Linked DNA regions of Mus musculus: all the other regions are linked to region 3. Evidence: chromatin loops called from intact Hi-C (ENCODE). Cell type or tissue: heart. All regions are shown on one strand.

Region 1 (8,000 bases), 150 kb after region 3:
CTGGTTTGGGGTGGTGATGACCTGGGTGGTAGTGGTAATGTGGGGGGTGGTGTGGTGACGTGAGTGGTAGTGGTGATATGCGTGGTAGTAGTGATCTGGCTGCTGGTGGTGATCTGGTTGCTGGTGGTGGTCTGGTTGCTGGTGGTGATCTGGTTGGTAGTGGTAGTGAGGACATGATGGTGGCCGAGTTATGTGGATAGTGACAGTGGTGATATGGCTGGCTCTGGTAGCACTATATGAGGGGTGATGTAGGCGGCGGTGGTGTTGAATGTTGGTGGTGTAGGTTTTGATGGTGTTGTTGAGGGATGATATGGACGGTGGTGGCTGTAATATGGATGTAGTGATATGGTTGTGGGTGGTGATGGTGTGTCAGTGGTAGTGTGGTGGTGTGGTTGGTAGTGGTGCAGATGGTGGTTTTAAAGAAACAGGGTTCTACTCCTAAGACACTAAAGCCTCAAGAGGCTCAGGACAGTGGGTGTGATTGTCAGACACTTGTGTGGGCAGCCTTTCCTGCCATGGTTTTTTTGCATATTTGGATCTTTGTGGGAGCGAGGGTACCTGAGGGGCACCCTGGACGAGGGCTTTGAGGAATGGCCTTGTGTTTCTAACGCTGTATCATGGAGTGCCCACACACACTCTCTGGTCCTCTGTCCACAGCCAGCAGCCGTCTGATGGGAAACCCCCCAGCCTCCTCTTTTATGGGCAGCTTCCTCACCAGCAGCCTGGGCTCAGCAGCGTCGGCACACCCCAGTGGCCCCACATCCTCTCCCTCTGAGCCGGCCTACCGAGGATCCCACCCTGCCACCTCTCAGATCTGGTTCTCCCACTCCCATGAAGGTAAGTCAGGTCCCAGGCTTCCCTGCTGGCAGGCCTTGTCAAGAGTGCTGGGGCAGGGGGTTGCCTCCCTGCTGAGGAAGGCTCTCAGGGGAGGTGGTAATTGGTTGGAAATGGGATGGCCCCAGTAGGCACTGGTCCTGGCCAGATGTGTGCTCCAGATGTTGGGCAGGGAGGGCTCCAGGGAACTAAAGAAATGTGGAATGCAGCTGGGCCAGCCGGACTGGGCTGTGCCCTCCACCATGGGCTGCCCCCACCTCCTCAGACTCAAGCAGGCATGGGTTCCAGATGTGTCAGCTGGGAAGGGGAGACAGGGAGAGGAGAGCTGTCAGCAGGCAGAGACCGCTGTGGCTCCCGCCCCCAACTGCAGTCCTGCCTGTGATGAAGCTCCTTCTCAGCCTCCAGCCTTGCTTGCACTTGGTGCACTCCTGCACCTCCGAGGTACCTGTTGCCCTCAGACACCATGAAACAGTGGTCTCTGGAGCCCTGTTGGGACCTCCAGGCCTCTCCCGGGCTTTTCCCAGAATACAACTCACCTTGTCCAGACGTCTGAGGTCTGCTTTGCACTTTGGTCTTATAACTTGGAAGGTGGCCCTGGGTCCCCAACATCCCTGGCCTGGTCATTACTTGTGTTCCTTCGACTGTGCATCCCCCTTGGTGCAGGAAGGGTTAACCCCCCTCCCTGGCTGGCACGCGGGAGGTAATTGCAGTTGGCAGCGGGCACATAGAGCTCTCGCTCCTGGCACCAGGCACTGCTGTAACTCAATGACTGCTGCGCTCAGGCGTCGTGTTTACAGAGCGCAGTGGACCCACACACGGTGCACAGCCCGCCCGTGTTCTAGGCTGAGAGATTAGCACCCGGCACTGCTGGAAGCCTGAGAAACCTCTCTTTGTGCAACAAGAAGGGGCTGTTTTCCAAACAGGACAGGTGACAAGTGAGGGACAGTTGTTCGAGTAGTCTGGTCTTTGGGCTCTGCTCAGAGCACACATGTTGGGCAGGTGATAAGAAGCAGCTCTCTCCTGGGTGGAGGGTAGGCCAGCCGGGTCTTGAGAACCAAACCAGCAGAGTGGGGTCTTCATCCCAGACCCATCTGTGATGCTTTCTACCTCTGCCTTCTCAGCAGAGTCCTGGGTGGATACTGGGTCGGCAGAGCTGGGCCCTAGTAAGAGACTCCCTGGCCAGCTGTGGGTGGCCCCAGGCCCCGCAGGAAACACTTGCTCTCTATTCTCCGACCAGCCTTTTGTGTCTGCTGGGCATCTCCTAGCTGGTCACAGCATCTGGCTCCCGGGATGTTTGCAGGAAGGGATGAGGGTGGCCAAGCAGGAAGAACGGGCAATGGAGGCTTTTCAAGAAGAGCTGCATCCCCTGGACGGACCATAGGCGCACTGGGATACCCAGGCCACCTGACCTGACTTCTGTCCTCATAATCGGCAGTGGCCCGTCAGTGCCCAGGAATGTCTGTCCACCTCCTACTCAGTAGGCACACATGCCTGCTTCCTGTCCATCCTACCCCAGGAGACACCACCAGCAAGAAGGGCAGTTTGTGGGTGGCACCACCTGCCCTAGAGTCCAGTCCTGTTCCCTATTGGGCCACTCTTTCCAGAGGGTGAGTGGAGGCCTGCTGGTGACACCCATAACCATTTACTTCCCCTTGTGTCAACGGTTGTCTGGTAAAATTGCTTATGACCCACCCTAAGCGCCCTCAAACCTCAGACCCCACTTGAGGGCCAGCCTCTGCAGGTCCTGTTTCCAAGGCCAAGCCCCAAGGATGCCCACTTGGCTGGTGAAAGCCAGTATCCAGGCAGTGCGCTGCGGAGAGTTCTCGGCTCTGTCCCCCATCCTGACTCGAGGCCTGGCTGTGTCACAAGGAGAGAGCTTTTGTCTCTGAGACCAGCTCCAAGGGCAGCAGGAGTCTCTTTGCCCGCTGCTGGGCACCCACTGTGGCAGGTGCAAGACAAAGTTCCCAGAGTCAGGTAGGGGAGGGCCATCCCGGGTGCATGCAGGACAAGAGGCAGGATGTTCAGGGCTCCACCCCGCAGAGCACAGGGCCCACTGGGGGCTGGAGACAGGCATGTGGAGAAGCAGTGGTCCCAAAGTGGAAAGTGCACACTTGCAACCTTCCCAGTCCCACGAGAGTGGCGGCAAGTCCACATCTGTCTGGAGTCATATGACAGCGCATACCTCTCAGGCCTGAGCCTCAGGTTACCTCTTCACCATCAGCTCCTCCCAACCCTAGGGTGTCCCCCCTCCTCCCCGCAGGGGTTCCCCCGTCTTCTACGTCTGCAGCCTTACTCCCTGACAGGCCACATGGTGCAGCCTGCTCTGTGCGGTAGAGGCCAGGGCGGGCGGGGTAGGAGCGAGTGGCAGTCTGGCTGGCTGCCCTGGCAGCGTGCCTGGCTGCTAGTCTGACGGGGTGCCAGCTGGCTCCACGTGCTGGGGCCTGTTTCTCGGCCATGTGTGTACAGGAGGGTGGGGGGCAAGGCAGGCAGGGGGCACGCGACAGGGCCAAAGAATGGGGGCCATCAGCATGGGGGCTTCCTGGGCAATAGGCCAGGAGGCCCAGCTTTAGCCTTCTCCTGCTCCCTTAAACCCCCTCTAGAATGGAGAGAGGCAGGGACTCTCTCAGCTTAGCTTGCTTGCTGCTGCCTTCTGCTTGAGCCTAGGGCAGGTAGGCCAGGCAGAGAGGGCTGACAGGGAGTGGCTAACTTCATGTGGGAGTTAGCGGTAGGTGCTCTCCTACTCTTTGACGGGGACTCTCAGGCAGCCAGAACACCCTCTCCTCACCATCTGTAAGGCAGCTGTAGAGCGGGGGATCAGGCTTCCTGTGTGCCTGGAACAGCTGGGGGTTCAAGGGATGCACCCTAGTGTTGGAGGAGCCGCCCTGGAACATCTGGCCCAGAGCAGGATCTGCTTGTTGAGCCCCAGGCCTTCTGGCCCCTTAGCTCACCCAAGATGATGTGTCTTGCCAGAAACGGACAGCAGGGCTTTGGGGTAGGGTGGACAGCAGAACTAGCCTGGGGCAGAGGTGAGTGGCTAGATGCCAACCTGGCCTGAGTGGACGGGGCTGGGGTGTGGCATGGCACAGCTGGCCCTATTGTCAGTAAGGGCCCCCCCCATCCGCCCCCCTGCCTGCTTGGGACCACCCACAGGGCAATGAAAGAAGATGCTGTTGCTAGGGGCTTGGGGATGGATACAGGAGCTTGGAGCTGACTCAGCCCTGCTGGTCCGTGGTCTCTTATGCCACCTGGAGGGGGAGCCATGGGTACACGTGCCAGCACTGGCTGCCTGCCTAGCCAGCTTCTGTGAAAGCCACACCCACCCTGGTGGCCACTTCTCCATCCATGTCTGGCTGCATTCCAGTGAGACAGGAGCCACCACCAAGTGTACCCTGCTCCTCCAGACCCCACACACTCCTTCGTTTCTCCAGCTGCCTGTCTCCCTCAGTACCTTAGGAGGCTCCAAAACTTACCACAGGGGCAAGCAAGCAGGGGCTGGAACATGTCCATCCAGGAGACAGGTCCTATCCCACATCCACCCTCATGGGTGGCCCATCAGACTCCATCCCCTGGTACTGCCCCCTAGTGGCTGCGCGTACCCTAACGCTATTTCTTCAGACCCTGGATGTCGCTCCCATTCTTTTTTCTATTCCATTTAGTTTTCTTGAAACAGACTTGCCATGTAACTCTGGCTGGCTCAGGACTTGCTATGAAGACGAATCTGGTTTCTAAATTGCAATGATCCCTTGATCTCTGCCTCCTCGTTGCCGCTGTGGGAATGAGCCATTGCACCCTGCAATCTCTCCTTTTTTTTAATTTTTTTTTTTTTAAGATTTATTTTTAATTATGTGTACGAATGGGTTTCTCTATGTGGGTACAGGTGCCCATGGAGCCCAGAAGAGGGCATTGGGTCTCCTGGAGCTAGGTGACAGGTAGTTGTGAGCCATCAGATACAGATGCTGGGAACAGAGCTTGAGTCCTCTGCAGGAGGGGCACACACACCTAACCGCCTGGGCCATCTGTGCACCTGCGGTCTCTATGAGTGAAGTGTCCCCTTTCTGTCCGCACCCTTATCCACAAGGAGCCTCTGGAAATGAGGAAGTCCTACTTGTTAGAATATCTCCAGCCAGCCTCACTGCAACCTGCAGGAACCAATGACAAGGTCTCAGAGCTTCACACTCTGCTTGTCACAGCCCCAAGAGCTACATTGGCCTTGAGTTCCTGTGCTCAAAGGCTCTGAGCCTGTTTCTTCACCTGTTAAGTACACTGGTTATCAGAGCTGCCTGGACACAGAACAGCCCAGGACTAGTGCTTTATAGATAGCTCCTTCTCTCTGCACCTGTCCTCAGATATACATTGGGGGTACAGAGGTGGCCAGTGGCCATGGTCACCAGGCAAAGTTCTTCCTGGTTCCTTGAGTCCAACCTGGGCAAAAACAGTTGCCAGCCAGACGCACCTGCTCACTGACCATGAGTGGAGTCCCGGCACAGTGGACCACCCTGAAGCTGTGGGTGGCAGGGCTGTTGTCCTAAATGCCAGCAGGTGCTGGGGCCACATCCAGGATACTCCTGTGTCATGGTTTGCCCATCATCAGTTGAGTTCCCCAGCCCCCTTGTCCTGCCTACTGGTCAGGCACCTACCTCCCTGTGATGTGGAAGGCTGTCCCTTTGGATCCAGGGCAGCCTGCCCATGGAGCCTGGCTCCTCGGGGCACTTAGGTATTCCTCTCAGCCTGGGGGTATGGAGACTGCAGGGCCCTGTTCCCTGAGCAGTTGTGGGTCAGCACTCTGCAAGCCTTAGGGAGGAGACATACCCTGAAGGGTGCCATTCTAATCTCCAGCCACTTGGGTGGCCAATCCTGGGAGCTAGCTGCACTTTGAAATCCTGGCCTGGATGGCTAGGAGTCTGACCAAATAGGGTGAAGGGACCCTGAAGGAGGAGGGGCACTTGGCCGGGAGATCTTGGGTTGTTGCTAGGTTACTCCTTTCGGTCACTAAAGCAGAAATGGCAAGTGTCCTGTGAACTGGCGGCCACATCCTGTCTGCTCCCAGGGCAGACATTACTAGTCAATTAAGCGGCATGAGAATCTGGCTTTGGGATTCGTAGCGCAGCACTCCTGGTCCACCAGTGAGTAAAGTGCAGTGGAAGTCACTGGCTGTGAGTGACAGGCAGGCATCTGGGAGAGGGCTAGCACCAAGTCACTGTGTCATCCTCCTGTGGCAGCATCCTAAGTAACAGGAAACATGAGACAGGGCACTTGAGGAGCAGGACCCACCCCTGAGGTCCCAGGAAAGTAGGGGTTTGTAGCCCATCTGAGGACCTTCTGGGTAGACAAAGAGAGCCCTACCTTATGGCTTCCCTACCCAGGTGCCTGTTCACCTGCCTACCCTGCTGCCTTGTCTTTTAAATGTTGTTTCTAGGTGGCCTTGCTACCAGCCATCTTTTCTTTTTCTGCCTATTGATCAGGAATCCTCACGTTGGCCATCACAGGGGCTTTGGTAGTTGTGGCAGCAGTAGGACAGAATGGAGCATCCTAAACCCAACTTCCAAACCTACTCCCTCCCCAAGTCTGCCAGGAGTCCCAAGGCAGCAGGTGGCCACAGATTCGTCATGTGATCTCTGGAGCAGCCACAGAGGCTGTAGGGAAAGGGAGGCCCTGGGGTCTGGGCTTTCCAGCGGGGAAGGGGCAAAGCAACCTGGTGGTCAGACATGTGAGTCATGAGGCTCTCTCTGCCTCAGGGTCATCTCCCTGATTCCCAGGCTACCCCACCAGGGTCCTCCCTAGACCCTCCCAGCCCAGACTTGGTCTTCCCCCTGCGTTGGCTTCCGGTCTCAGAGCAGCTGCTCTGATTCGAAAGTCGGTTTCTATTTTCCTCTTCAGTTCGGGGAGTAGTCTTGGGAAAAAGAAAGAAAGGGGCCTTTCTGTTGCTGGGCTAAGAGGACCCCCCCTCTCCTCACCGTGTTTCCTGGGGCTCCTTGCCTCTCCTGTTCTTCTTTCTCAGTCAGTTCCCCATCTGAAGCCTGGGACATGAAGAACCTCCATGCATTGAACTGGCTGGTAGATTCAGCCCCATTCCCTGGAGTGACAGCCACCAACATTTCCTTGGCACCCAAAGCACCCTTATTCAGTTAGCTAAGTGTCCACTGCTCCCCAGAAAGCAGGGAGAGGCTCGGGCCTCATCAGGGGGTGCAAGGGGGAAGGGGGTGTCTGTGCCTGGAAATGTCTGGGAAGGAGGAATTTACAGACTTCTGTTTACAAAAAAAAAAAAAAAAAAAAAAAAAAAAACCAGAGGCCCGTAAAACATTTAACAGCAGCCAATTACGGGGGACAGCTGCAGTGCTTTACCTAGCCCCCCCCCAAGGCCCCAACCCCCTGCCCAGCTGCTCTCACCCAGGCCTCTTGGCTTTTGTCAAGTCTTCCAGGAGCTGAGTTTAATCTGGCTAACATCTGCTGCAGATGTGTCCACACACACCAGGCCAACGGGGGTAGCTCTTTCAGTCTCGGCTTGCTCTTCAGCAAGAGGGGAACAGGCCTGGCAGTGGGCACTGTCCCCAAGTCCTCCTGTGTGTGGTCTGAGGGTGTGCTCCCATCTGGGCAATGGCGCCACACCATACAGGCAGGTTTCTGTGTCACGGAAATCTCTGAGTCTTCACGTGGCCCCTGCTTTGTGACGCAGATGGAAAGATCTCTTCCCAGTGCGGTGCCAACGAGCCACTGGAGTAAGGACTATCCCACGGTGTCATTAGTCAGGGGTCTGCCCATGGCAGTGGGATCTGAGGGGTTCTAGGTGGTCTCTGATCCTGACTTGTGCGTGTCTGTTGTAAACTGCTTACGAGCTCTGAGTCCTTTCCCTGAGCTGAGTGCCAGGGATGGGTGGTCCAGAGCTGCCTGGTCCCATGCCACAGAGGCTCCCCTTCTTCAGCATCCAGACGGACCAGCTTCTGGAAGTGAGGGACAGACAGGCATTCTGTGGTAAAAGAATGAGGGAAACAAAGTAAAGATGCCCTGAGTGAAGTTGGGCTGTGAGCCTGTCCATGACCCCACTGTGACACTGAGCTCAAGTGCCCTTTATCAAATAGCAGCACTTCTTGCCATGGGTTCCTCCCTGGGGATCATGGCATCCTCCTCCCCTCTGCTTATTGTAGTTGAGGAGACTAAAGGATTTCCTT
Region 2 (8,000 bases), 94 kb after region 3:
CGCATGTCTTTAATCCCAGCACACAGGAGGAAGAGTTTGGCCAAGGTCTGTGAGCGCCAGACAGCCTGATCTACATACAGAGTTCCAGGAAAGCCAGGGTTACATAACAGAGATGCTATTTCCTCAAAAAAACACAAAGCAAAACAAAATGGCAAAACTGTTGTATATGTGTAAATACAGTGTAGTACACGCTAGTCCCAGGAGTAAGGGCAGTTGTAAACTGCCTGGTGGATGCTGGGATGCTGTCCTCGGGAAGAGCAGTGAAGGCTCTGACCACTGGGCCATCTCTCCATTGCCTGCTGTGTGCATTTCCCTCCAGGATGTTGTGTGAGCACGAATCTTTGTCTCTGGGATAAACTCCCAGGAATGCAGTTGGTAGTTATTTCATAGTATGTTTGTTTCTGAGGGAACCTCTAAACTGTTTCCCAGAGTCGTGCTGTTCTATGCTCTCCATCAGTGAATGACTACGTCTGTTTCTCCACATCCTCACCAGCGTATGCTTTTGTGGCCATTCTGATGGGGAGATGCTGATATCTTCCGATGGTTTTAATTTGCATTTCCCTGACAAAGAAAGAGCCGTAGTCTCTACATGTGTTCATTCGCCATCTGTATCACCTCTGAGGGAATAGCCTTTCACATATTTTTGACCATTTTCTACTTTTTTTTTTAATAATTGAGGGTTTTTTTTTTTTGTTTAGTTTAGTTGGTTTTTTTTTTTTTTTTGAGACAAGAGCTTCTCTGACCTTGAAAAGCTGATTATCTTTAAGATTTATTTTTATCTTATTTATGTGTATCTATATATGTCTAATTGTATGCTGCAGGTGTACAGTGCCCACAGATGCCAGGAGAGGAGAAATTCCCCTGTAGTTGTAGTTAGAGCCAGTGTGAGCCACTAGACATGGTGTTGAGAACTGAATCCTCAGCTTCATGAAGAGCAAAAAGTGCTCTTAACTGCAGAGCCATCTTCCCAGCCCTATTCTTTAATGATAGATAGATAGATAGATAGATAGATAGATAGATAGATAGATAGATAGATAGAAGATAGATAGATGGTAGATAGATAAATGATATAGAGATAGATAGGTGATAAATGGATGATAGATAGATGGTAGATAAATAGATAAATGATAAGTAGATAGATAATAGGTAGATTGATAGATAATAGGTAAGATAGGTAGATAGATAGATGATAGATGACAGGTAGGTAGATAGATTGGTAGATAGATGGGTAGACAGACAAATAGATGATAGATAGATAGATGGGTAGATAGATAGGTAGGTAGGTAGGTAGGTAGATAGATAGTAGATGGGTAGATAGATAGTAGATGGGTAGATAGATAGGTAGAAAGATAGACAGATAGTGGATGGGTATATGGATAGATAGATAGATAGAAAGGTAGATAGTAGATGGGTATATGGATAGATAGATAGATAGATAGATAGGTAGGTAGATAGATAGTAGGTGGGTATATGGATAGATAGGTAGGTAGGTAGGTAGGTAGGTAGTAGGCGGGTATATGGATAGATAGATGATAGATAGATAGTAGATGGGTATATAGCTAGATAGATGATAGATAGGTAGATAGATAGTAGATGGGTATATGGATAGATAGATGGTAGATAGGTAGATAGATAGTAGATGGGTATATGGATAGATAGATGGTAGATAGGTAGATAGATAGTAGATGGGTATATGGATAGATAGATGGTAGATAGGTAAATAGACAAACAGGTTCTGTAGCTCTGGGTAGAGAATGAGGAGCTTCCCAACCATTTCACCACTGAATCACATCCCCAGTGGTCATCTCCTCCTCCTCCTCCTCCTCTTCCTCTTCCTCCTCCTTGTCTTTCTTCTTTTTAAAGAGATGTTTTAAGATATAATTATTCATTTTATGTATATGACTACAGTGTAGCTGCCTTCAGACACACCAGAAGAGGGAATTGTATGCATTACAGATGGTTGTGAGCCACCAGGTGGTTGCTGGGATTTGAACTCAGGACCTCTGGAAGAGCAGTCAGTGCTCTTAACCTCTGAGCCATCTCACCAGCCCTCCAATTGTCTTCTAGTTTGTTCATGTTTGGGACAAAATGCATGACAGAGAAAATTAAGGAAAAGGAGTTGTTGATTTTGGTGCATAGTTCAAGAGTTCAGTCCACCATGGTGGGAAAGGCCAGGGGAGGGGTGGAGGTGGGGGTGGGGAGAGTCCAACTGTACCTGCTTCCCGAGGGCCAGGATTAATGGCATGTGTCACCACCACCCAGCTCATTTCCTCATTCAAATGCAGCCCAGTGCAGGAGTCCAGGGAATGACACCCACCTTCTCTAAGGTGGGTCATTCTGCCTCCGTTAACCCAGTTAAGATGTCCCTCACGGGTGAGCCTGGGTGATTCTAGAAGCTGTAGCACTGAGGGCTCTAACCATCACAACTCCAGGCCTGTTTTCATTTTTTTTGTCTTGAGGCAGGATCTCACTAAGAAGTCAACACAGCCTGATGCTGGTAATGCTCCTGCCTTGGCCTTATGGAGTAATCGGGATTACAGACCTATGCCCCAGATTTCAAGATTCTCCTTGTTTTTCTTTTTTGATTTAAAAAAACAAAAAACAAAAAAAACAAAAAACAACAAAAAAAACCCTTTTACTTCTGAATAATTTCCAACTTATAGAAAAGTTGTTAGACTAGTGCAAAAAACCCACCCACGTTCTTTTCACCCTGATTCCTAAAGTGTCAACCGCTTTCCACACTTCTTATTCTATTTTTGAACCGTTTGGGAGTTTGTTGCACACAGATGCCCGCCGTCTCTTGGCCAGCTCCACACTGAGCTAGCACAGCCACCCAGACTGGAACAGTGATGCAGCTGAGAACCAGCAGGCCCTGCTCCTGCTGCTGCTCCTGCTCCTGCTCCTGCTCCTGCTGCTGCTCCTGCTCCTGCTGCTGCTCCTGCTCCTGCTCCTGCTCCTGCTCCTGCTCCTGCTCCTGCTCCTGCTGCTGCTCCTGCTGATGCTCCTGCTGCTGCTCCTGCTGCTGCTCCTCCTGCTGCTGCTGCTGCTGCTCCTGCTCCTGCTGCTGCTCCTGCTGCTGCTCCTGCTCCTGCTCCTGCTCCTGCTGCTGCTGCTGCTCCTGCTCCTGCTCCTGCTCCTGCTGCTGCTCCTGCTCCTGCTCCTGCTCCTGCTGCTGCTCCTGCTGCTGCTGCTGCTCCTGCTGCTGCTGCTCCTGCTCCTGCTCCTGCTGCTGCTCCTGCTGCTGCTGCTGCTGCTGCTCCTCCTGCTGCTGCTCCTGCTGCTGCTGCTGCTCCTGCTGCTGCTGCTCCTGCTCCTGCTCCTGCTGCTGCTCCTGCTCCTGCTCCTGCTCCTGCTGCTGCTCCTGCTCCTGCTCCTGCTGCTGCTCCTGCTGCTGCTGCTGCTCCTGCTGCTGCTGCTCCTGCTCCTGCTCCTGCTGCTGCTCCTGCTGCTGCTGCTGCTGCTGCTCCTCCTGCTGCTGCTCCTGCTCCTGCTCCTGCTGCTGCTCCTGCTTCTGCTTCTGCTCCTGCTCCTGCTCCTGCTCCTGCTCCTGCTCCTGCTCCTGCTCCTGCTTCACCAGTGACCCACTAATGCTCTTGTGGGTCAAGAACACAGCCTCGCCAGGCAGTGGTGATGGACACTTTTTTTTTTTTTTGGTTTTTTGAGACAGGGTTTCTCTGTGTAGCCTGGCTGTCCTAGAACTCACTTTGTAGACCAGTCTGGCCTCGAACTCAAAAATCCGCCTGCCTCTGCCTCCCAAGTGCTGGGATTAAAGGCATGCGTCACCATGCCCCGCTGTGATGCACACTTTTAATCCTAGAACTCAAGAGTCAGAGGCAGGCAGATCTCTGAATTGGAAACCAGCCTGATCTATAGAGTGAGTTCTAAGACAGCCAGTACTACACAAAGAGACCCTGTCTCAAAAGGAAAATAAAGTAAATAAATAAAACCAAACCAACCAACCAAACAAACAAATAAGAACAGCCTGGTCTTACAAGACCATTGTCATGTGATATCTTTCATCTTAGAACAAGTCTTCCTGAAAGACTTGGTCCTGTGAAGATTTTGTTCCATGGTTTGATCTGAGAGTTGGATCAACTGCTTGGAATTCAGGGAGGAAGATGGACCGTGCAAAGAGTGTCCAGCAGATGTGTACACAAAGGCCAGAAGCAAGGAGCTCTCACCAGGCCTCACAGCAGCCCACAAGTCCTCCAGGGTTATCATTCTCTTCTGTAATCACAGAGGCCTGCAGCTGGAACTCTGGAGGTGGCTGTCACTTGACAAGGCAGCCAAGGTGTCTTAGGTCACTTCTTAACATCTCACCTAAAACAATCTGAGTTATCCTTGGGCTGAGGCTGTAGCCCAGTGGCAGAGCATGTCCTGTAACCCTGAAACCCAGGGCAATCACCTTTCCCTTTTAAAAGATGGGTCTCATGTAGCCAGGCTAGCCTCAACCTCATTATGCAGCTGAGACTAAACTTCGGATCCTCCAGGTCTTAATTCCTGAGTGCCAGAATTACAGGCATGTGCCGTTATGCCCAGCTTGGTAGATTTGCTTTTGAATTCTTCTGTGTTTCTGAAGAGTTCAGGCCGATGATGTAAAATACCCCTGAGTTCAGACTGTCTGTCTCTTTGTTGCATCAGGTCCCACTTCTCTCTTGGAAGTGATGTTGCATGCCTCTGCCACAGCGTGTCAGCAGGCCCAGGGTGTCTGTTCGTCCCTCTCTGGTGATGCAAATATTTGCCACTTGGCTGAAGGTGATGTCTGCCAGGTTCCTCCATGGTGCAGTTAATTAATTAGTATTTTGAACTTACTAATTACTAAGTAATAATTAGCAAGTGCTTTGAGAGCAGATAGTCAAGGCTAAGTAAATAGCCTGCTTCCTCCGACCTTTCGCCAGGAGCTGGAGCATCCGCTGTTGACTCCCTGAATCAATTATTAATATGCTAGTTGCCAAATGGAAGCTCTCTAGTCCCATTATTCTTTCTACATTTGGGAGTCAGCTTTCTCCTCCCCCCATTCACGTATTCAATCATTTATTTTTATCATAAATTATTTACATAGTAAATAAAGATAGCAATCCATTACTATATTGTGTTGTTCAGATTGTCCCAGGTCTGGCCAAAGGGAAGCCCTTCCGGCCAGTTCCTGCCCTTTCCCTGTGGCTCCATTGTCCCTTGAGCACTTCCTGGCTCTCTGACTCAAGGAACATTTAAGCTCATCCTGCATATTCTATGTCCAGCCATCCTGCCCTTGGCTCCTCCCAGAGCCCCTGACTCCACTTAGCTCCGGATCGAGAAGGCGTTTTTCTTTCCCAGCTGGGTCTGCTCACTGTTTGCTGGGACTTTGCTGCCTCTGGGGCCAGACCTAGACATACACTCTCCCATGTCTATTTCTAGATCTGTCTATAATAAGAAACCCAAGTTCACGCCAGTGCCACAGCTGCAGTCCAACACTGAGCCCCTTTCAGGATCCACACTCCCTCTCGAAGGGGCATTGGGCACAGTTCGCATAAGTCTCCATGGCCTCCTGTCTCCTCATGTCAGCAAGCACCCATTCCCTGGTTCTTGGATTCCATGAGAGGAGGAGGCATGATGTCACCTTCTTGGGTCCCAAATGACCACAACCCCAGGGGTTAAACACCAGACATTTATTTTCACCAGGGTCTTGAAGCTGGAAAGTTGAGAATGCGGTATATACAGGAAAGGCTTCCTGGGAAGAGCAGAGAGAGGAGGCATCCTGTGCTCCGTCCAGCGTCCGTCCGGGTGCTAGTGAGGATCCTTGGTGCCCTTGACGTGCAGGTGTGCAGTTTTCCTCAGGCCACTCATCTCTTCCTGCAAATTTCTGTCACCTTATGGAGATCTGTCACCGAGTCTGGACCATGGTTCTGGCGTCAATTCTGTTGCTCAGCTCAGTGGTCCACAGTTCCTCTACCTTAACCTTGGGTTATAGCCTGAGGACCCTGTTCCCAAAGACACAGGTACTGGGGGCACCATGTCAGTCTCAGAATCAATCTCTGGCTATTTCTCTCTGTCTGTCTCATCTCTGTCTTTGACTCTCCGTCTCTGTCTGTCTCTTTCATCTCTGTCTTTTCTCTCTGTCTGTCTCTGTCTCTCTATCTATCTGTGTGTCTGTCTGTCTGCCTCTCTGTGTACGTCTCTGTCTCTCTTTCTCCATCTGTGTCTGTCTTTTTCATCTCTGTCTTTTCTGTCTATCTCTGTCTCTCTGTCTGTCTATCTCTGTGTCTGTCTGTCTGTCTGCTTCTCTGTGTGTGTATGTCTCTATCTCTCTGTCTCTGTCTGCCTCTCTGCCTCTCTGTCTGTCTCTCTTTCTGTCTGTGTGTGTGTGCTCATGTCTCACCAAACTTCTTGTTCTAGAACTATGTAGCCCAGAGAGAGAGAGAGAATCTAAAGTAGTCAGGACCCATGTTTATGATGAGCCCCCAAGGCCTGCAACTGTCTCTCGGGACATCTGGGCTTGGATCCAGGTTCAATCTAGAGACCAAGGCCATTACCTAAAGAGCAATGGGAGCAGCTGCAGCAGGGGCTTTTCAGAAGGTAAAACTCCGGCCTACTCCAGCTAGAGAGGTAGGAGCCCTCTTTAGGGACTCGGTGCTTCTCCATAGCAGCAGGTTACTTCTGTTCATCACATTTCTTCTTCAGTCCTTTTGGAGAGCTGTCCAGCTGTGGAGGGACAGCTTCAGTTGGCTGGAGAGCACTGGAGTTAGACCTTCTCCTACTCATGTAGATCCTCAGGGGTCAGCTGAAGCCTCCCTTCAAAGCTGTGCTAGACCAGGAACGGTCAGTGGTTCAAGCAAGAGGAGGACCTTTTAGGCTCAGATTCTTACTGACAAGAGGAGGTCTGAGCAGAGGCCCTACCTCAATCAATCTCCTGTACGTATCCCCCTATTGGGAGGCTGTGGTTCCAACTTTAGTAGTTATTAGCCCATTTTATTTTATTTTATTTTATTTTATTTTATTTTATTTTTAAAGATTTATTTATTTATTATATGTAAGTACACTGTAGCTGTCTTCAGACACTCCAGACGAGGGAGTCAGATCTTGTTGTGGATGGTTGTGAGCCACCATGTGGTTGCTGGGATTTGAACTCTGGACCTTCGGAAGAGCAGTCGGGTGCTCTTACCCACTGAGCCATCTCACCAGCCCCATTAGCCCATTTTATTAGTTATTTATTTTGAGATACTGCCTTATTGTGTAGCCCAGGCTGGACCTAAACTCGAGATTCTCCTGCTATCATGACACCTAGGTCTCAGACAATCATAAAACCTTCCTTCCCATACAACTTAAGACAAGAGCAGTCGGGCTGGAGAGATGGCTCAGTGGATAAGAGCACTGACTGCTCTTCCAGAGGTCCTGAGTTCAATTCCCAGCAACCACATGGTGGCTCACAACCATCTATAAGGGGGGATCTGCTGCCCTCTTCTGGCAGGTGGATGTATATGCAGCAGAGCACTCAGACATTAAAGAAATAAAATGTTAAAAAAAAAAAAGACAATAGCAGTCGAGTGAGCTTGGGTCCTTATAACCAGTTCAGGTCCATTTTTCCCACACAAACACAAGTCCCTAGGTATTGCCACACCAGGAGAGCTTGGGGGGTTCCAGAATTTACTCTCCTGTCAGGGACCAGCCGGGTTCCTGATGGGGTTTTTAGCAGCTTCAAGCCTATTCTAGCATCTGGAGTCCGAAAAGAATAGCAAAAAGTGTTGACACTAAAAGACTCACCAGTGTCTGCAGGAGACCTACACTAGAGTCTCTCTGCTAGAGTCTTACTAAACCCGAACTGCCTCTACAGGGAACGGGTCTGGGCCCTGGCCTCAAAGAAAGGCTAGAAGGGGCTTTGTCCGCTGGGCTGAAGCAGACTCAGCTCTCTGACAGAGGCCACGCCACTCTCCCTGTTCATGGGTTCGTGTGTTTGGTGAATTTGTCATAACTTGAAAGGCCCCAGTTTCTACACTAACTTCCCGTTCCAGTTCAGTTGCCCA
Region 3 (8,000 bases):
TTGGACCATGGAGAGGATGTTGGGGCCCACCATGAAGAAAAGAGCTGACTTCAAGAAACTCGGCTGGTCCTCTTGCCAGTGCCTAAGGTCCAGACAGAGGCTTGAGAAGGAAAGAACTTCTAACATAGGGCTCCTTTCTTCTCCCTTCACATGTGCTCACTGACTGCACAGCCATGTGACTGTCAGTTACATAAAGATACACAAAGTCACACATACTGCTGGCACTGCCCGACCTGCCAAGAGCAAGGTTCTGAAAGAGCAGGCCCCACGCCTCCTGCATGCCTCAGCGGACGAGCCACGAGCTTGCTCTGGGAGAGGGAAAAAAGGTGGTGTGTCCAGCTGGAAGCCCGGAGGGCAAATGGGAAACATCGTGGCGACTGGCTTTCTTTCCCAAGCCAGAACCTACCAGGAGTGGGTGTCTGGCCAGGATGGAAGCCCTCACACGAGACACAGGCCACACAAACAGCAGCAGGTACATGCAGCCCCAACCCTGTCTCTAGCTCAGGTTTCAGTTGCTTAGAGACACCATTAGGCTGTTCTCTAAGGACAAGGCCACAGGGGCTGAGAAGGAAGAGGGAGCTGGGGGGCTATGCTGTGTCTGGAGGGGTGCCACTCCTTGGGACTGAGCCGTCTTCATGCAGGGCTCTCAGGGGCTGCATGTGCCACCAAGGTCGTCCCCACACTGCCAGGGCCTCCACACACATGCTTCTTTACATCACAGTCCTGAGCCGTACCTGCTACTAGCTTTTTAATTTCAGCTGTCCGTCCCATTGAGAGGCATATGGAAGAGAGGCACAATAGGAAACCATGAAAAGTCTCTTCTTCAGAAAGAAAAAAACAATCAAAGAATCAAACATGTTTAGGTGACAGATTACAGAAACTGGAACCAACAAATTTAGTCAGACTAAAACCAGAGACAAAAATAACAAGTGTGGGAAAGTTCCACAAATAAGTTGTGAGCTCCAACCAAGCAGAAGAAAGCTCTGGGTTCTACCTTCCAGGTCTGCACTGTCAGCCAGGAGCAGTGGCTGAGCAGCTGCTCAGGCCTGGCCTTCAGGGCTGAATGAGAAGCAAAGCCTCAGTCTTTTCAAACCCACTTCGGGGCACGAGTACCCTAGGCAGGCCCAGGTCAGACTTCAGCTGAGGGTTCACCAAAACCAACTAGGCAGGTGGTCACTAGAGGGCTCCTGGGCGGGCTAGCACTGCAGCCCCTGCACAAGAAACATCACAGGGAGACCATAAAGCCAAAACGGACACGAAACTTTAGAGGAACTCAGGGCACATCAGCCGTGGCAAACTTCAAGTGCTGGGGGACACGGGGCATGCTGCTGGCCACCAACACCACCCCAGCCCGACCTGAGCACAGGTCCATCTCAGGCACAGCCTTCAAATGAGTCTTCAAACCTGTGTACCAAGGCCTCCCTCCCAGCCTTTAAGCAAGAGTAGAGAAAATATTAACCTGCTTAAAGATGAAATCAAAATAGTAGTTAAAAGCCATGTGACCATTTGACACCTCTTTTAGGGGCACAAAAGGGGAGATTAAAAACAACCCTAGAGAGGTGAGAAATAGGGAGGGGTCACTGGAGGTGTTTCCTTAGCATAAAAACCAAGCAGCAGAAACTGTGGAGGCAGGAGGGACCCAGGAGCACCCACCCCACTCCAGCTCATTCTGGGGCTCCTCCCAAAGGGCCAGCCTCACCTTCCAGCTTGCTCCCCGCCTGGTCTCCACCCTGTTGCTCAGCCTCCTTCTTCTCCCTCTGCTCTGCAGCCTCCGGCCTTTGCACAGGGAGGCCCGCCTTCCCACCTGCACACAGGGAGACTCAGCTGCTTTGTTGGAAAGTCAGAGTTGGGCGTGGGGTGAGGGGCTGGCAGATGTTTCCTAAAATGACTCTATAGCTAGCCCCCCCCCCCTCCAGCACAGTTTATATCCAACCTAATGATTACCAGGGAAGTAATAAAGAAATATTTAACAATCTCAGCTGATGGCTGTGAGCCAATGGTGACTACCTGAGCCAATTAAAATGCGAGCGCCGTCCTAACCAGCTCTTAGACGGGTACTTAACAGTGTGTTACCTGTCAAGCGTTCCTGCACTGTCCCCCGTGTGCACCCCCAGAACAGCCTGGCACCTGACATTTAGTGGTCTGGCAACAACTGTGTGACAGATATTATGGAAGCTGTCAAGCTCCCAGGCTCTTCTTCACTCCACAAGCTGCTGAAGGGGCCGTGACATTCACATGCTAATCATGTGGAATGGGAGGGCTGGGGACTGAGAAGGACTAGCCCATTTCTGCTGCACCCACCAAGGGAGCTCCCCTTGGCGACTGACACTCACCAGCATCGCTCTCAGCAGCACTCTCCACGGGCTTCCACAGGGCGCCTCCAGCCTTCTGTGCAGGCTCCCTGCCGTCATCTGCTGCCAGAGCCTTCAGCTCCACAGAGTCCCTGGCCTGGGCAGCTGGCTGCGGATCCCTATTTCCTGGCCTGGAATCTTCCTTCCTGGGCTGCACAGGTGGCTGGCCATTTGCTTCTGGAACCTTCTGAGGATGTTCAGTTTCTCCTACTGCCAGGACTTGCCCGGGTCTCTTTCCTTCCCCTCCTCTCTCAGGTTCCTGCTTCTCCTTCTCTGACTCAGGCAGAGGTGGTGCCCCTTGACCCCTGCCTGCAGGGTCTCCTTCATCTGGGAGCCTGGGAGGTGGCTTTTTCTCCTCTGGCCCTTCTTGGTCCTGGCCTTCATCCACCACCACTTTATCATGAGGGATGGGAGGCTCATGGCGATGGGCCTCACCCATAGGGACAGCAATACCTGGAAGGGCATAAGGACAGGTGGAGGAGATGAGGCTGAAGTTCCTAGGAATTAGAACGGTCCTCTGGCTCTCAAGTGTGACATGACCATGACCATGACCTCAGGTCCTCTACAGCTATCTGAGGACTGCCAGGACACTAGAATGGTAATGTCACAAGAGGAACAGTAGAGGGCAGCTGTCTTGACCAAGGGGAAGGTGGAGCACAGGTCTAGGCTAAGTTAGACATGCGAGCCCTTCACAGGGTTGCTTAAGCCTTTCTCTGTCAAGGCAGCTGGTTGGGGCCGTTTATTTAGCACTCACCTTGGCCGGGGCGATCCAGCTGTGCGGCTTCCTGCTTCTCCTTGGGAGCTTCCCCGCCAGGCACATCTACAGGACCCTTGATCTGGGCCTGCTCCAGTACCTCTTTGTCCTCTGCTGGCTTTAGCTTCTCTTGGCTATCCTCAGCAACAACTACAACGGGATCCTGGACTGCAAGCAAAGCATAGTGAGCCACCAGAAACCAGTACAGGCTGGGCCAAATGGCAGAATGGAGGTTTCTTCCTGTTTAATCATGATTATCAGCTAAATGGCACAGAATCCTTCCTTTTCATTCATGATAAAAAAAACATCAAAATTCAATTTATACCTGTAGTCAGATGACATGCTGTGTAATACTTGTCCACAACCACCAGGTGGCAGCGTGAGCACACAGCCAGGCAATGTCCCTAGGGTCTTCCAGCAGGGACCAACTGCTTGCCCTGAGACCTAAACTGAAGGACTTTTAAGGATATGGTTGGGTGGGCCTGTCAACCTCTTGCTGTTGGTGGGGGAAACTCACACAAGGTGAGACGAAAGGAGAGGCTGGCAAAGTTGTCCACATGCCCACAAATGCATAGGGGTCCATGTTCCATCAGAAACCACAGCAGAGTATTGTGGCTCCAGAATTGGAGAAAACTAGCTTCACTGAAAAGACTGCTTTTGAGAGCTTGGGACCTAGCTGGGCTGGTAGCACACACAGGCCCTGGCCAGGGCTCAGTACCAGCATAACATAAACTAGGTATGGCATCATCATATGCTTTGGAGGGGGATGTGGGAACCTTATAGATTCTAGGTCATCCCCGGGCTAGTTTCAGGCTAGCCTGGGCTACGTGAAATCCTATCTCAAAAAAACAAAAAAACCATGTTCAAGTGCTGGGCAATCATAAGAGGATCTGAAGAGCTATGCAGATGAAAAACCACCTTAGAAAACAGAATGTGAAGACGGCCATGTGGTTCTGAGCACTGACTGCTTGTGCAAAGGGCCTGGTGTGGTCCCTAGTACCCACACCGGGGTTCAGACCATCCCTAACTCCACTTCTCGTTGGTCTGATGCATCTTCTAAGCTTTTCAGGCAGCAGGCATACACATGGTATACAAACACACACATACGAGAAAAAAAGTTAAGGTTTGTTTGTTTGTTTGGGGTTTTTGTTTTGTTTTGTTTTTAATGGCTGTCCAGGAGCTCAAAGATCCACCTGCCTCTGCCTCTGCTGGGATTAAAGGCGTGCACCACCATCACCCAGCTAAGAAGAAAAACCTTTTAAAACAACAGCAAAGGCCAGTCTACTCTGAGTGGTGTCCCACTCATGTTCAGGTGAGGCGGCGGCCTGCTGTTCACTGTCTGGAGCCCTGGGGCAGGCTCCGCATGGCAGCTAAGCATTTGGCTCAGTGACCACGCAGGTATGGGGTTGCCCTGATGCTCTTCTGAGAGGCCTCTCAGGATTGCCAAGCCTGTCTGTGTTCTAAGATAGGAAGTAGCCTGTCAGGCAGAAGCTGTGAGCCTGTGAAGGTTTTCTAGGCCCTACTACCAGCAGTGAGCTCCAGGAATTCATGGCTGCTGGCCAGCACTGGACATGGGCTCTCCAAGACAGAAACAGACCTTTCATCAGGAATGCATGTTGACAATGCCCTCAGCCACAACCAAACATAAACTTCCAGAGCTGGCAGCTCTCACCCTGCACAGCCCCTCCCATTTGTTTCCAATTTCAAGGCAATCACAGGGTGGAAACAGAAAACAGTGTGGTGGTGAGGTTCACCTGCCTTACTGGCCAACTGACAACCAAGAAGTGAAGGCTTGGCCTGGTATGGCCCCAAGGAGGGATGGCAATGCTCAATGAGTAGGACTCCTCACACACTCTGCTGGCCATCCCCTGTAGTCATCAGGCTTGCTGACAGTAACTGGAGCCAGCAAAGACCCATGTTTTGTCCTCCCATGCACAGATGGACCAATGAGGTGACAAGCCACACGCTCACCTGCTACAGTGCTTCCCTAAGGGACAGACAGGAGTCCTGCCTCCCAGACAGCAATTCCACTGCGAATATCCTTTCCTTCTTTATCCAGTGTGGAGAGGGCCCAAAGGCCCGCCTCAGGAGGTCTTGCTTGTGGAACAGGGCTTGCTACAGGCTGTAAGTGTTCTCCTTTCTTCTCTCCTCCCTCCTCCCCTGGCCCTCTCGGAGACAAGCTCTACCACTCCACCCGTCTACCAGACTTGAGGCTGCTTCTGCCTCTGAGGAGCTGGACAGCAGGTCCCACATCCCAGTGGAGGTCTGCTGGTCACTGGCCTCCTGCGTTCATGCTCACCCCTGCATGCTAGCATCCAACCTAGAGATGCTAAAAGCCTTCTCCCTCTGGATGAGGTCCTGCTGGTGCAAGAACCATTGCACCTCTCAAGAGCTCAGCAACCCAGGCTCCTGAGGAAGCCAGCCCCTGTTCTAGGGAGCTATCCTAATAACCAGTTTCTGCTTTGTTCTCCAGGCTTCAGTGAGGAAAGTGTTACCTGCTGAGGTCTGACTTACAACCCAATCTTTTGGGCTTAGCTGGATGGCTCCATAGCTCATCTGTCCAATTATGGCTCAGACAATAAGCTCCTGCGAGCTGGGGGGCTAAGCTAATGACCAGGGCTGACATTGTAGTGTTAGCATCAGCAAGGAAGCCTTCTGAGCCCTTCACTCTTGGTTCTTCCTACACATGAAGCAGGTGCAAGGGAAAGCTAGCACCTCGCCCCTTGAGCAGCACCTCAGCCACAGCACACACAGGTCTGACATAGGTCAGCAGCTACCCAAGGGGAACCCTTCTGATCCAGCAGGTCCCATGAAGACCACCACCCCAGGGAAGGCTGTGAAACGAGCCCACTGCATCTCCTAGATAGTTTGGCAGAAAAACTGAACGTGAAAATAGTAGGACAAAGGAGCACATGATGTAAAGTGCTTTTAAAACCTCATGAGGCACAGAAGAGAGGTGACAGGAGGTCAGCCAAGGAGGGAGGAACATATAGCAGCAGGGTCTATCCTGGATGAATCTTGACACTATCTAAGGCTCTGGGACCTCTGCAACCTCCACAAGTGGCCAAGGCAGGTGGCAGCAGAAACCATGGAAGGTCCCAGAGAAGAGCGATGACAAGAAGACAGAGGAAAGGTCTATTCGAAGACTCTGGGATACAGTCATGTGCCTGACAGGGACCCAAGGTCACCTGTACCTGGCACCCACGGCACCCCATGGCCACGTGGCATAGCCCCCTAACTTCTACTTCCCACTAACTAACCGGTGCTGTCCCACATGCTGCAGAAGCAGGAGGCCTGGGGAATGGCTTGAGCTGTCCTGTCCCAGGGTGCACAAGGTGGGTGGGCAAGAGGAGAAAAGGAAGCAACAGCACAAAAGTGTTCCGAGGAGGAGCCAGAACTCTACAAAGTCCAAACTGTCCCCAAGACCATCTAGGGCACCATCAGGCACAGAGATAAAGAGCCTAACTAGGCTTTTTAAATGGATAACTGTCTTCTTGAGCATTCACAGGGACTCGGCCAGGCTTACCAAAGGCTCACGAGGCCAAGCATGGGGCTTTGGCTGCACTCGATAGTCACATGTACCACGTGAGAGTACAGTGCAGTCACAGCACAGTCACATGTACCACGTGAGAGTGCAGTGCAGTCATAGCACAGTCACGTGTACCACGTGAGAGTGCAGTGCAGTCACAGCACAGTCACGTGTGCCACGTGAGAGTGCAGTGCAGTCACAGCAGTCACGTGTGCCACGTGAGAGTGCAGTGCAGTCACAGCAGTCACGTGTACCACGTGAGAGTGCAGTGCAGTCACAGCAGTCACGTGTACCACGTGAGAGTGCAGTGCAATCACAGCAGTCACATGTACCACGTGAGAGTGCAGTGCAGTCACAGCACAGTCACGTGTACCACGTGAGAGTGCAGTGCAGTGCAGTCACAGCACAGTCATGTGTGCCACGTGAGAGTGCAGTGCAGTCACAGCGCAGTCACGTGTACCATGTGAGAGTACAGTGCAGTCACAGCACGTGCTGGGCTCTCACTAGAACAAGCAGATTCCTACTGGGACCCCACACCATCAAAGAGATCAATAAACAAGGCTCTCGCACCCGATGGTGCAGCTGACAGGGCAGTCAGAGAAGGCTCTTAGTCCCAGACCTGCCCAAACCAGGCAAGACCTCAATTAAGCAGGAGGCTGGGCGGCTAGAAAACAGAATTAGCTAAAAACAGACGGCATGTGGTTCTGAGAGGAGCCATGTGTGTTGTTACAGCCTCATGAAGAAATGGAAACCAGATGTTGCCTCAGAGGGCACAGGTGAGCAGGCTGCCTGTACATTCTATAGAGATGGGACACAGCTGCTGGCTATGACCAGAAGCTGCACAGGACAGCCATAGGGGCCTGGGTATGGACTGAGGAGAAACTAGTTATCAGCCCAATGAGACACAACTGCACCAGGTTCCGCTAGGGTGACCTCAACAGTACCCAGTGCCATGATGTCCTCACTACCCACAGCAAGGGAGCATGCTCAGCTCCTAGTTTATCAGAATGCCTCCGTCACCACCATGCATCTCTCCCTTTCCATGTTGCCGTTCCCACGTCAACTCCTGTTCTCTGCTGGTGGCACGGGCAGTGGCATCAGACTTTTCCATCTGCTAGGGAGGGCATGCAATGTGCACCTCCTTCCTCAAGCAAACCTCTTCCCAGTCCAGATTACCAGCTCTACAGCCACACTACACATGGTCCTCTGTGGCTTCTCATCATTTGTCTTCAGTCTCTGGGAACCCCAGCTATCCATTGGGGTCCCCAGTGACCTTGACTTCTTGACCCCTCTTGATTCCTGGGAGCTGGGACAGGAGGACTCTTCTCTGCCTTTGCCAATCCAGGAAGACAGATGAGAGCATCTT

The links. A loop is a pair of places that touch in the nucleus more often than their neighbours do. Peaks named below come from ENCODE experiments on the same cell type or tissue, not always from the same donor. Only the 100,000 strongest peaks of a DNase experiment are listed, where the experiment ranks them.
Region 1: it touches region 3 in a loop (2.0-fold over the local background); 3 of 42 quality-filtered maps call a loop at or near these places.
Region 2: a loop joins it to region 3, with 4 times the contacts of the local background. A loop is called at or near these places in 15 of 42 quality-filtered maps.

The regions. Positions count from the first base shown.
Region 1 is chr11:120,258,415-120,266,414 of GRCm38, forward strand. Bahcc1 (BAH domain and coiled-coil containing 1) reads left to right here. Exons shown (of 28, transcript NM_001347621.2): 3 at 658-837. Among named protein-coding and RNA genes, the nearest start is that of Gm11772, 24 kb to the left of the region's middle. In heart, CTCF peaks have their summits at 4,407 (motif pointing left), 5,684 and 5,883; DNase peaks (open chromatin) are centred at 1,567, 3,217, 3,757, 4,237 and 5 weaker places; H3K4me3 peaks cover 785 bases; H3K27ac peaks cover 4,527 bases.
Region 2 is chr11:120,201,606-120,209,605 of GRCm38, forward strand. No RefSeq gene overlaps it. Among named protein-coding and RNA genes, the nearest start is that of 2810410L24Rik, 16 kb to the left of the region's middle. In heart, CTCF peaks have their summits at 4,710 and 7,439 (motif pointing left); a DNase peak (open chromatin) is centred at 5,266; H3K4me3 peaks cover 629 bases; H3K27ac peaks cover 2,517 bases.
Region 3 is chr11:120,107,733-120,115,732 of GRCm38, forward strand. Slc38a10 (solute carrier family 38, member 10) reads right to left here. Exons shown (of 17, transcript NM_024249.5): 12 at 3,106-3,273; 13 at 2,334-2,804; 14 at 1,700-1,804; 15 at 735-758. Among named protein-coding and RNA genes, the nearest start is that of Ndufaf8, 13 kb to the left of the region's middle. In heart, a CTCF peak has its summit at 3,480 (motif pointing right); DNase peaks (open chromatin) are centred at 269, 3,499 and 4,614; H3K4me3 peaks cover 316 bases; H3K27ac peaks cover 1,378 bases.